Linked DNA regions of Homo sapiens: region 1 is linked to region 2. A link is a contact called in ENCODE Hi-C or POLR2A ChIA-PET data. All regions are on one chromosome and are shown on one strand. The core of a region is the stretch at or near the end of the contact, and the rest is flanking DNA. Distances in the headings are between cores, read along the strand shown. Region 1 holds the start of ORC1 (origin recognition complex subunit 1). Region 2 holds the start of STIL (STIL centriolar assembly protein).

The links. Hi-C counts contacts between places; a loop is a spot of excess contacts on that map. ChIA-PET counts read pairs that join two places held with the same protein, here RNA polymerase II (POLR2A). Pooled maps may share reads with other maps.
Region 1: a loop to region 2 is called in a map with no recorded cell type, with 11 times the contacts of the local background. The contact joins the promoter of ORC1 here to the promoter of STIL in region 2. A Hi-C loop is called at or near these places in 1 of 37 single-sample maps with no recorded cell type and 3 of 50 pooled maps. POLR2A ChIA-PET finds 5 or more read pairs at or near these places in 1 of 52 experiments (WTC11).

The regions. Positions count from the first base shown.
Region 1 is chr1:52,402,543-52,407,143 of GRCh38, forward strand. It overlaps ORC1 (origin recognition complex subunit 1), which reads right to left and starts at 1,881. Exons shown (of 17, transcript NM_004153.4): 1 at 1,704-1,881. PRPF38A (pre-mRNA processing factor 38A) reads left to right here and starts at 2,060. Exons shown (of 10, transcript NM_032864.4): 1 at 2,060-2,337; 2 at 3,138-3,297. The coding sequence starts at 2,208. RefSeq lists an enhancer at 1,380-2,579.
Region 2 is chr1:47,312,057-47,316,417 of GRCh38, forward strand. STIL (STIL centriolar assembly protein) reads right to left here and starts at 2,091. Exons shown (of 17, transcript NM_001048166.1): 1 at 1,980-2,091. RefSeq lists an enhancer at 2,101-2,830 and a silencer at 2,148-2,197.

The sequences.
Region 1 (4,601 bases), core at 631-3,130, 5.1 Mb after region 2:
ATAGGTGTAAAACATCTAACAAAGTGAAATTAAAAGACAGTGATACAGGGGTTGTAAATGTCTTCATGACGCTTATAAAATGCACACAAGGATAAAACAGAAATACAAAGGCTGGGCGCAGTGGCTCACGCCTGTAATCCCAGCATTTTGAGAGGCTGAGGTGGGTGGATCACCTGAGGTCAGGAGTTCGGGACCAGCCTGGCCAACATGGTGAAACCCCGTCTCTACTAAAAATACAAAAATCAGGTGGGCATGGTGGCAGGCAAATCACTTGAACCCGGGAGGTGGAGGCTGCAGTGAGCCGAGATCGCAACACTGCACTCTAGTCTGGGTGACAGAGCAGAACTCTGTCTCAAAATAAAAAAAAGAAAAGTAGATGTTATTATCACTTCAAGGTGATAACTTATCCTATCTTATACAGGATGGCACAGCCTTAACTCAAACCCGGAAAAGCCAGACTGCAATTACTGTGCTCTTAACTACTTCACCTTACAACACACTGTGTGAAACTGGATAATGTTAATATGTAACTGAGAGCTTGCTTTTGGTGTACTTATTACAATAAATCAGGCTTCCCAGCCACTGACTGAACATTGTGGATTGGGCCTCAATTTGCTTACCCACAAAATGGAGAAAATAGAATCTTCCGTTTATTCAACCAATATTTATTAAGTACCCATCGTGTGCCAGGCACTATTTTAGGATAATGGAAGATTAAGTGAAAAAATGCAAAATGGTAAATCCACTTTCCCACTACCTTAATCCCTTGCATTTATTTGTAAGGTACAGTGGTTTTATTTATTAAGTATCATTTGATGAATACTATGGAACTAACATAATTCAAGCAAAATTTTGCATTCAATTTCGGCAGATTCACAAACCTCCTAAAGTCCACATATTGCCCTCCATTAAAGTTAAAAACTGTTGCAAAGGGACTTAAACCATTCTGTCATATTGGAAACTCCTTTGGCATTTCCAGCCCACCTAACACAGCAGAGACGAGGGTACTATTATTCATGTGTTACAGACAACTAGAATCGTATATAATCATTGCAGTTTCACAAATAGATCAGGATAAGAATGCCTTTTCCAACTGTCACAGCAGAAGACTCTTCAATTCCGGGGTTAGAAAAGAGAAGTAGGAAGGGGGCCACCAGACTTCTCTTCTGAAAAGAAGGTGAATGACAGACAGCCCAGCAGTTAGGAGCTCATCTGAAAAAAAGATCTGGGTAGGAGCCCAGACTGCTTAGTCACGAAAAGCGACCTAAGACACGTCCCTCCCTGGGCGCAATTTACGTCCGTAAAATGGGGTAATAACCTCTGCTCCGCCTTCCCTGTAGTGGTTCCTACACTATAGCTCAAAGAACGAAACAAGTAGAGTGCTTTACAAATGCAGATGGAGGGAAAGTCATCACTGAGCATCAGGGTGCGGAGGGCAGGAATGCTCCTGCTTCTAGGCTGTTGGCTTCCGCCTTCCCCCCTGCAAACTCAGTTCCCTGCAGCGCGGGAAGCCTTTTAGGAATCGGAGTGTGGAACAGAGGAACGCTCTTAACAGTTCAGAACAGTGCCTGGCACTGAACAGGCGCTTGGTACATGTCAGCTAAAAGAATCAATGACTGAGTCTACAGAGAACGTCCTCAGTTTCAGAGGTTCCGATGCGCCCTCCCCCGAGTCCCTCGCAGCCCGCTGGACGCCACACTCACCCGGCTCCAAAGCTTCCTCCGGCTAGCCGCAAGCCCTCCGTTTCCTACCGCCTCCACTTCGAGAGCTCCGGGGGATGCGGCACCTCTAACCTGCACCAGCAGGGCTCCTTCTACAACTACGGGCCGAAAGCCAGGACCAAAGCGTGTGTCTCACTAGAAATGAAAAGAAGGTGGAAGGAGAAAAGAAAACTTCGCGCCAATCGGCGTGGCCCCGCCCCCAGACCGTCCCTTCGTTGCGACACCAACTAGCTCGCCCCGCCCACTCCGTACACCTAAGAGGGGCGCATGACGTACATCCGCTAACATGCAGCCGCCATCATTGATTCGATAGGCGACGCGGGGAGCGGAAGCCCTTTACACTACGGTGTTTCCGGCTTCAAGATGGTCGCCTAAGCTGTTTAGTGAAACTTCTTCCACCTTTCTCCATTCCTCTAGGTGCTTTTTCTGAACCTGGATGTGAGGCATTAAAGGATCCGACGGAAATAGAATTGAAGGCATTCTAAAATGGCTAACCGTACAGTGAAGGATGCGCACAGCATCCATGGCACCAACCCTCAATATCTGGTGGAGAAGATCATTCGAACGCGAATCTATGAGTCCAAGTACTGGAAAGAGGAGTGCTTTGGACTTACAGGTAAGTGGAAGCGCGCGGAGCGCCTCTCAGCCCCCTTGTGGCCCATTTCTCCTGACCGAGCGCGGGTAGGACTAGCGACTGGCCTCTGGGGGTGGTACTGGAACGGAGTATGTCGATCATTCAGAAAAATTTTGAGTGCCTGCTAAGTGCCTCGTCTTGTGTTGAGTATTAGAGGCACAGATGAATCTGGTAAGGTCATATTCTGAAGGCTGTCTCAGTTGGGTGTTGTGAGTTATTCCGTATTTAATGATAGCAGGCTGGGTTGCAACAGTGTTAAGCTCAGGGATCCGGATATAACACTTTGACACAATCTGTTGAAGGTCTTTAAGGACCTAACGTTAATATGCCTGAAACCAAATTCATGATCTTACTATTCTTAGATCTGGGCCGGTTCCAGTATTTATAAATATCAGTGCTTCAGAGAAGTCTTCCAGGTAATCTTCCGATTTGAATTGTGGCTTTAAATCCATGTCCTGTGACAATCTGTGGACCTTGAGCAAGTCACTTTACCTTTCTTAGCCCTCATTTTCCTTACCTGGAAATAAGAACATTGCTAGAACTTTCTTCATGACTTGTTAAAAAAGGTTAAGTGAGATAATATGAAAAGCTTAGCAGGGTACCTATTTTATTATCCATTCTCAATGTATATTAGCTGTTGTCGTTACTGTTATTAATACACATTCGTTCTCCTAATATTACACTGTTGATGTATATTTAGGAGAACCAAAGCTTGAACTAACTCCACTCCAACTAGGAAGAGCTTAGCCCTAATATGTTACTGTATTGTTTTTGTTTTTTAGCTGAACTTGTAGTCGATAAAGCCATGGAGTTAAGGTTTGTGGGTGGCGTCTATGGTGGCAACATAAAACCAACACCCTTTCTGTGTTTAACCTTGAAGATGCTTCAAATTCAACCCGAGAAGGATATCATTGTAGAGTTTATCAAAAATGAAGATTTCAAGTGAGTGCAATGTTCACTAGCTAATATAAGAGGTTTAATTTTGGCGGTTTAGAATTGGGCTTTGGTTAAGAGGGGTGTACACAATGTATCTCATTTCTAGAGAGTTCCACTCCAGATTTTTGCTTTTGAGCCCTTGAGTTTGTATTTTTTGTTTGTTTTTTGTTTTGGAAACAGAGTCTCTCTGTGTTGCCCAGGCTGGAGTGCAGTGGTGCGATCTCGGCCCACTGCAACCCCCATTTCCTGGGTTCAAGTGATTCTCCTGTCTCAGCCTCCCGAGTAGCTGGGATTACAGGCATGTGCCATCACGCCTGGCTAATTTTTGTATTTTTAGTAGAGATGGGGTTTCACCATGTTGGCCAGGCTGGTCTCGAACTCCAGACTTCAGGTAATCCCCTCCCCCCCCGGGCCTCCCAGAGTGCTGGGATTACAGGCATGAGCCACCACACCCTGCCAAGTTTGTATTTTATCTGTTCTGATTGTATTAATCTTCTACTTTACTTTCTCAGTTTTGGTAATTTTTCCCTGAAAAAGGATTTCACAGATTCACTAAATACATATTAAGCAAAAGTGAGTGCCTGATATGTTGGTAGGCACTGGACGCTCAGGGGTGAAAATCAAACAACAAAAGGTGGTGGTTAAGAGGTGTAAGATCTGGGTTCACATCCAGATTCTGTTGCCCATTAACTATGACATTGGAGAGGTTACTTAATTTTCTAAACTTTGCTTATCTGTAAAATGGTGACTATAATATAAGAGTGAAAGAACGTAATGCATGCAGATCTCTGAACACAGCACTTGCTGCATGGTAAACACCTAGAAAATGTCAGCTTATTACCGTATTACCGATTCTCGAGGAAATCACAAACAAGTATAGGAGACAGACATAATAGCTTCTTATGTGCCATGCTGTAAGGGCTTTGCATATAATAATTCATTTCACTTTCACAACAACCTTCTAAACTTTTAATCCCTATTCTACAGGAGAGGAAACTGAGGCACAGAGATTAATTAATTTTGCCCAAGTTCAAACAGCTAGTAAGTGGCAAATCTGGCTTCAGAGTTCATATTCTTTGCTACAGTATTCTGCTTCTCGTACAAAGAAACTATGACTTTCAAAAGCCTCCTAGTTACCCAAGAGGAAATTTAAGTAGTTAGATATAGGAAAAAGGGAAGAGGAACAACTCTTTTTTTTGTTTGAGACAGAGTCTCGCTCTGTTGCCCAGGCTGGAGTGCAGTGGCGCAGTCTCGGCTCACTGCAAGCTCGGCCTCCTGGGTTCATGCCATTCTCCTGCCTCAGCCTCCCA
Region 2 (4,361 bases), core at 841-3,340:
AGCAAGATAAAGGAGAAAAGGATTATTAATCCAGATGCAGAGATTATTTAGAAGAGACTTTTTAGATAAAGTCAGAGGCTGAAAATCCTATTGAAAATGCTCTTATACCTTGTTCAAGACAGAGAAAAACGTGCTTCTAATAAAATTGACTAGGCCGGACACGGTAGCTCACGCCTGTAATCCCAGCACTTTGGGAGGCCGAGGTGGGTGGATCACGAGGTCAGGAGATCGAGACCATCCTGGCTAACACGATGAAACCCCGTCTCTACTAAAAATACAAAAAATTAGTGGGGTGTGGTGGCGGGCACCTGTAGTGAACCCGGGAGGCGGAGCTTGCAGCGAGTGGAGATTTCGTCACTGCCCTCCAGCCTGGGCAACAGAGCGAGACTCCGTCTCAAAAAAAAAAAAAGGTGACTAAACAGTCCTTCTTAGAAATATCTGGACTTAAAAGGTTTAATGCAGCTTCCACAGAATGCAGGCTTTAAATCCTAAAACCCTTCCTTAGTACTTGGTTGTCATGGATAACAGTATTCACATGGATAACTGTAACTCTACAAAGTATAAAAAGTGCCAATTTTTTCTTCATTAAACAGAAGTGTCTTAAAATGCGCTATTTGTGTTTTATTCCTTTATTCATTTGGGTGAAAAGATGGATAATGTTGATTTCTTATTTTAAAACAATATACATAAGGTACTTTCATTCTGTCAGTGTTGTACAAGCCACTAAAGGTAATAAAACTAAAACCACACAACATCTACACCTAGCAAAACATATTCTCAGGTAAAGTCATTATCGTGTACAATAGAAACGTTCAAATCATCCTCACCCCTTCTTCCATATAAATTATCTTTCCATACCCACCACCTTAGTTGCTAACTTCATCAACTCACCAGACTTATGGAAAAGTCCCCATAATGCTGCTAGAAGAGTGTTTCCATATAAATCTGATCAAATTATTCTCCTGCTTTAAAAGTCAATGGCTCATGTCAGGGGCGGTGGCTCACGCTTGTAATCCCAGCATTTTGGGAGGCCGAGGCGGGTGGATCACCTGAAGTCAGGATTTCCAGACCAGCCCGACCAACATGGTGAAACCCCGTCTCTACTAAAAATACAAAAATCAGCCGAGCGTGGTGGCGTTTGCCTGTAATCCCAGCTACTAGGGAGGCTGAGGCAGGAGAATCGCTTGAACCCGGGGGACGGAGGTTGCAGTGAGCCGAGATCACTCCACTTCACTCCAGCCTGGGCCAAAGAGTGAAACTGCGTCTCAAAAATAAACATAAAAATAAATTTTTTTTAAAAAGCCGATGGCTCTTCTTTACATACAGAATAAAGGATCTTCACAATCCAGCCCCACTCTATTATTCCAACCTTAACCCCCCCATCCACTCATCCTACATTCCAGTCAAACTGAACTACTTGCAGTGCCCCGGTTTCAATATCTGCACAGGATGCCTCCCTTAACTTGGAATGCCCTAGTAAACCCCCGCCATCCCTCACAATCCAACTCGAATGTCACTTCCTCTGTGAAACCTTCTCCCAGACACCGTGGCGATGGTACTATACTGTCTGTACTCACACGCATAGCATTCTCGCACTTTGCTGTTTACACTTTACTTCCAGTAGTCCATGAACTTCAAACATTAACTGATCCCTTACTACGTAGCAGAGTGTGAGCCAGAAATTGTGAGGAATGCAAGAGCGAGCATTCAAGGTTTCAGTCCTCAAGAAATTCCCACCGTAAAAACAACTTTAAATGGCACGTTATCGACTGCAAACCTCTTTCACATACCTTAGCTCAGATGATACCCAAGGATTTCATGGACTGCTTAATTTCTCCCACTAGCTCCCCTTCTCGTCATCTGCTCCAGGCTCCTGGAGGGCGGAACCCACTACAGGGCTTTGAATGTTACCCACCAACCTTCCCAGGGCCCCGCTGCCGCCTCTCAAGGGGAAACCAGGAGCACAAAGCTCCACTTACCGCAACTTCCGCGGAGCTGAGGTCTGTTTGCAGGGTAGGAGCGGGAGCCGGCTCCAAGGAGCGCCACCGCCGACTCCGGCCCCGCCTCTGGGACGTTGGGGTCGCGGGAACTGAGGCGGCAAACACAAGCTCGCGAAACTGAAGGCCGCGCCACGCCTGCTGACTGGTCAGAAACCTCGCCAGTCAGGGAGCGGGGGTGGTGCTAGAGAGCCGCGCACGGTCGCCGTTACGTATTGGTGTGCCGACCAATCAGCGCCCCGCACTGGTTCCGCGCTCGACCAATCCCAAGTCTTCTTGGAGAACTGCGGGCGCCACCGGCGCTCCAGGATCAAGGATCCGAGGATTTAAACCTTTCATTTCGTCAACGGTTAAGTTCCGGGGCGGGGTAGGCTTTCCGCAAGCGCAATGGAAAGCCCAGCTAGGTAGACGGAGGAGCGAGTGGCAGATGAAGCCGGAAGTGCTCTATAAGATGATCATTGGTCGGCGACTGGAAGCGGACACCCGAAGAACAGTTTCCAAACTCTTTACCTGAAAGCACAAAAGACAAGAAAGTTAGAGTTATTCCAGTTTCTTACTTTTTAATTTTTATTCTAAAATGTACATTTTTAATTTTTCCTTTTTGTGATCACTTATCCTCAACTTCTAGATTTCTTCCAGTTTCTTTCCTAGGAAGCCATCTGTTTTAGTGACATAATTTTTTTTTTTTTTGAGGTGGAATCTCACTCCGTCGCCCAAGCTGGAGTGCGATGACGCGATATCGGCTCACCGCAACCTCGCCTCCCGAGTTCAAGCGATTCTCCTGTCTCAGCTTCCCAATTAGCTGGTATTACAGGCGTCCACCACCCACCACCACGCCCGGCTAATTTTTTTTTTTTTTGAAACGGAGTCTCGCTCTGTCGCCCAGGCTGGAGTGCAGTGGCGCGATCTCGGCTCACTGCAAGCTCCGCCTCCTGGGTTCATGCCAGTCTCCTGCCTCAGCCTCCCGAGTAGCTGGAACTACAGGCGCCCACCACGCCCGGCTAATTTTTTGTATTTTTAGTAGAGACGGGGTTTCACCGTGTTAGCCAGGATGGTCTCGATCTCCTGACCTCGTGATCCGTCCACCTCGGCCTCCCAAAGTGCTGGGATTACAGGCGTGAGCCACTGCGCCCGGCCTAATTTTTGTATTTTTTAGTAGAGACGGGGTTTCACCACGTTGGCTAGGCTGGTCTCGAACTCTTGACCTCAGGTGATCTACCCGCCTCGGCCTCCCAAAGTGCTGGGATTACAGGCGTGAGCCACCACTCTGGGCCAAAATTTGTATTTATTAATTGATTGATTGATTGATTGATTGAGACAGGGTCTTGCTCTGTCGCCCAGGCTGGAGTGCTGTGACGCTATCTCGGCTCACTGCAACTCACTGCACACTGCCTTCCAGGTTCAAGCAATTCTCCTGCCTCAGCCTCCGGAGTAGCTGGGGTTACAGACAAGCACCACCACGGCCGGCTAGTTTTTGTATTTTTAGTAGAGACCAGGTTTCACCATGTTGGGCACTGGGCTGATCTGGAACTCCTGACCTCAAGTGATCTGCCCACCTCGGCCTCCGAAACTGCTGGGATTACAGAAGTGAGCCACCGCCCCCAGCAAAGTAACATAAAAATTTTAAATTCCTGTTGAGTAGAAGAAAAGAATGTGACTTAAATTTATAAACCATATATGCCTATCTCTACAACTAGCATTGATATTATATATAGTATTGATATTTTATGTATTTATATACAGTCAGCCCTCTATCAGTGGGTTCCATATTCACAGATTCAGCCAACCGCAAATGGAAATATTCGGAGGGGAAAAAAACAAAATAACAACAATAAAAATAATACAAATCCAGTCTGGGCAACATGGCAAAACCCCATCTCTACAAAAAATACAAAAAAATTGCCAGGCATGGTGTCATGTGCCTGTAGTCCTACTACTTGGGAGGCTGAGGTGGGAGGACGGCTTGAGCCGGGGAGGCAGAGGTTGCAGTGAACTGAGATTGTGCCATTGCACTCCAGACTGGGTGACAGATCAAGACCCTGCCTCAAAAATAATAATACAAATAAGACACACATGTTGGGTGCGGTAGCTCCTGCCTGTAATCCCAACACTTTGCAAGGCCGAGATGGGAGGATCGCTTGAGGCCAAGAGTTCAAGACCAGCCTGGGCAATATAGCAGCACCCTGTCTCTACAGAAAATTTAAGAATTAGTGGGGTGTGGTAGTACAGGCCTGTAGCCCTAGCTACTGGGAAGGCTTAGGTGGGAGGATTGCTTGAGCCCAGGAGTTTGAGGCTGCAGTGAGCTATGATTGTACCACTGCACTCCAGCCTGGATGACAGAGCAAGACCCTATCTCTCAAATAA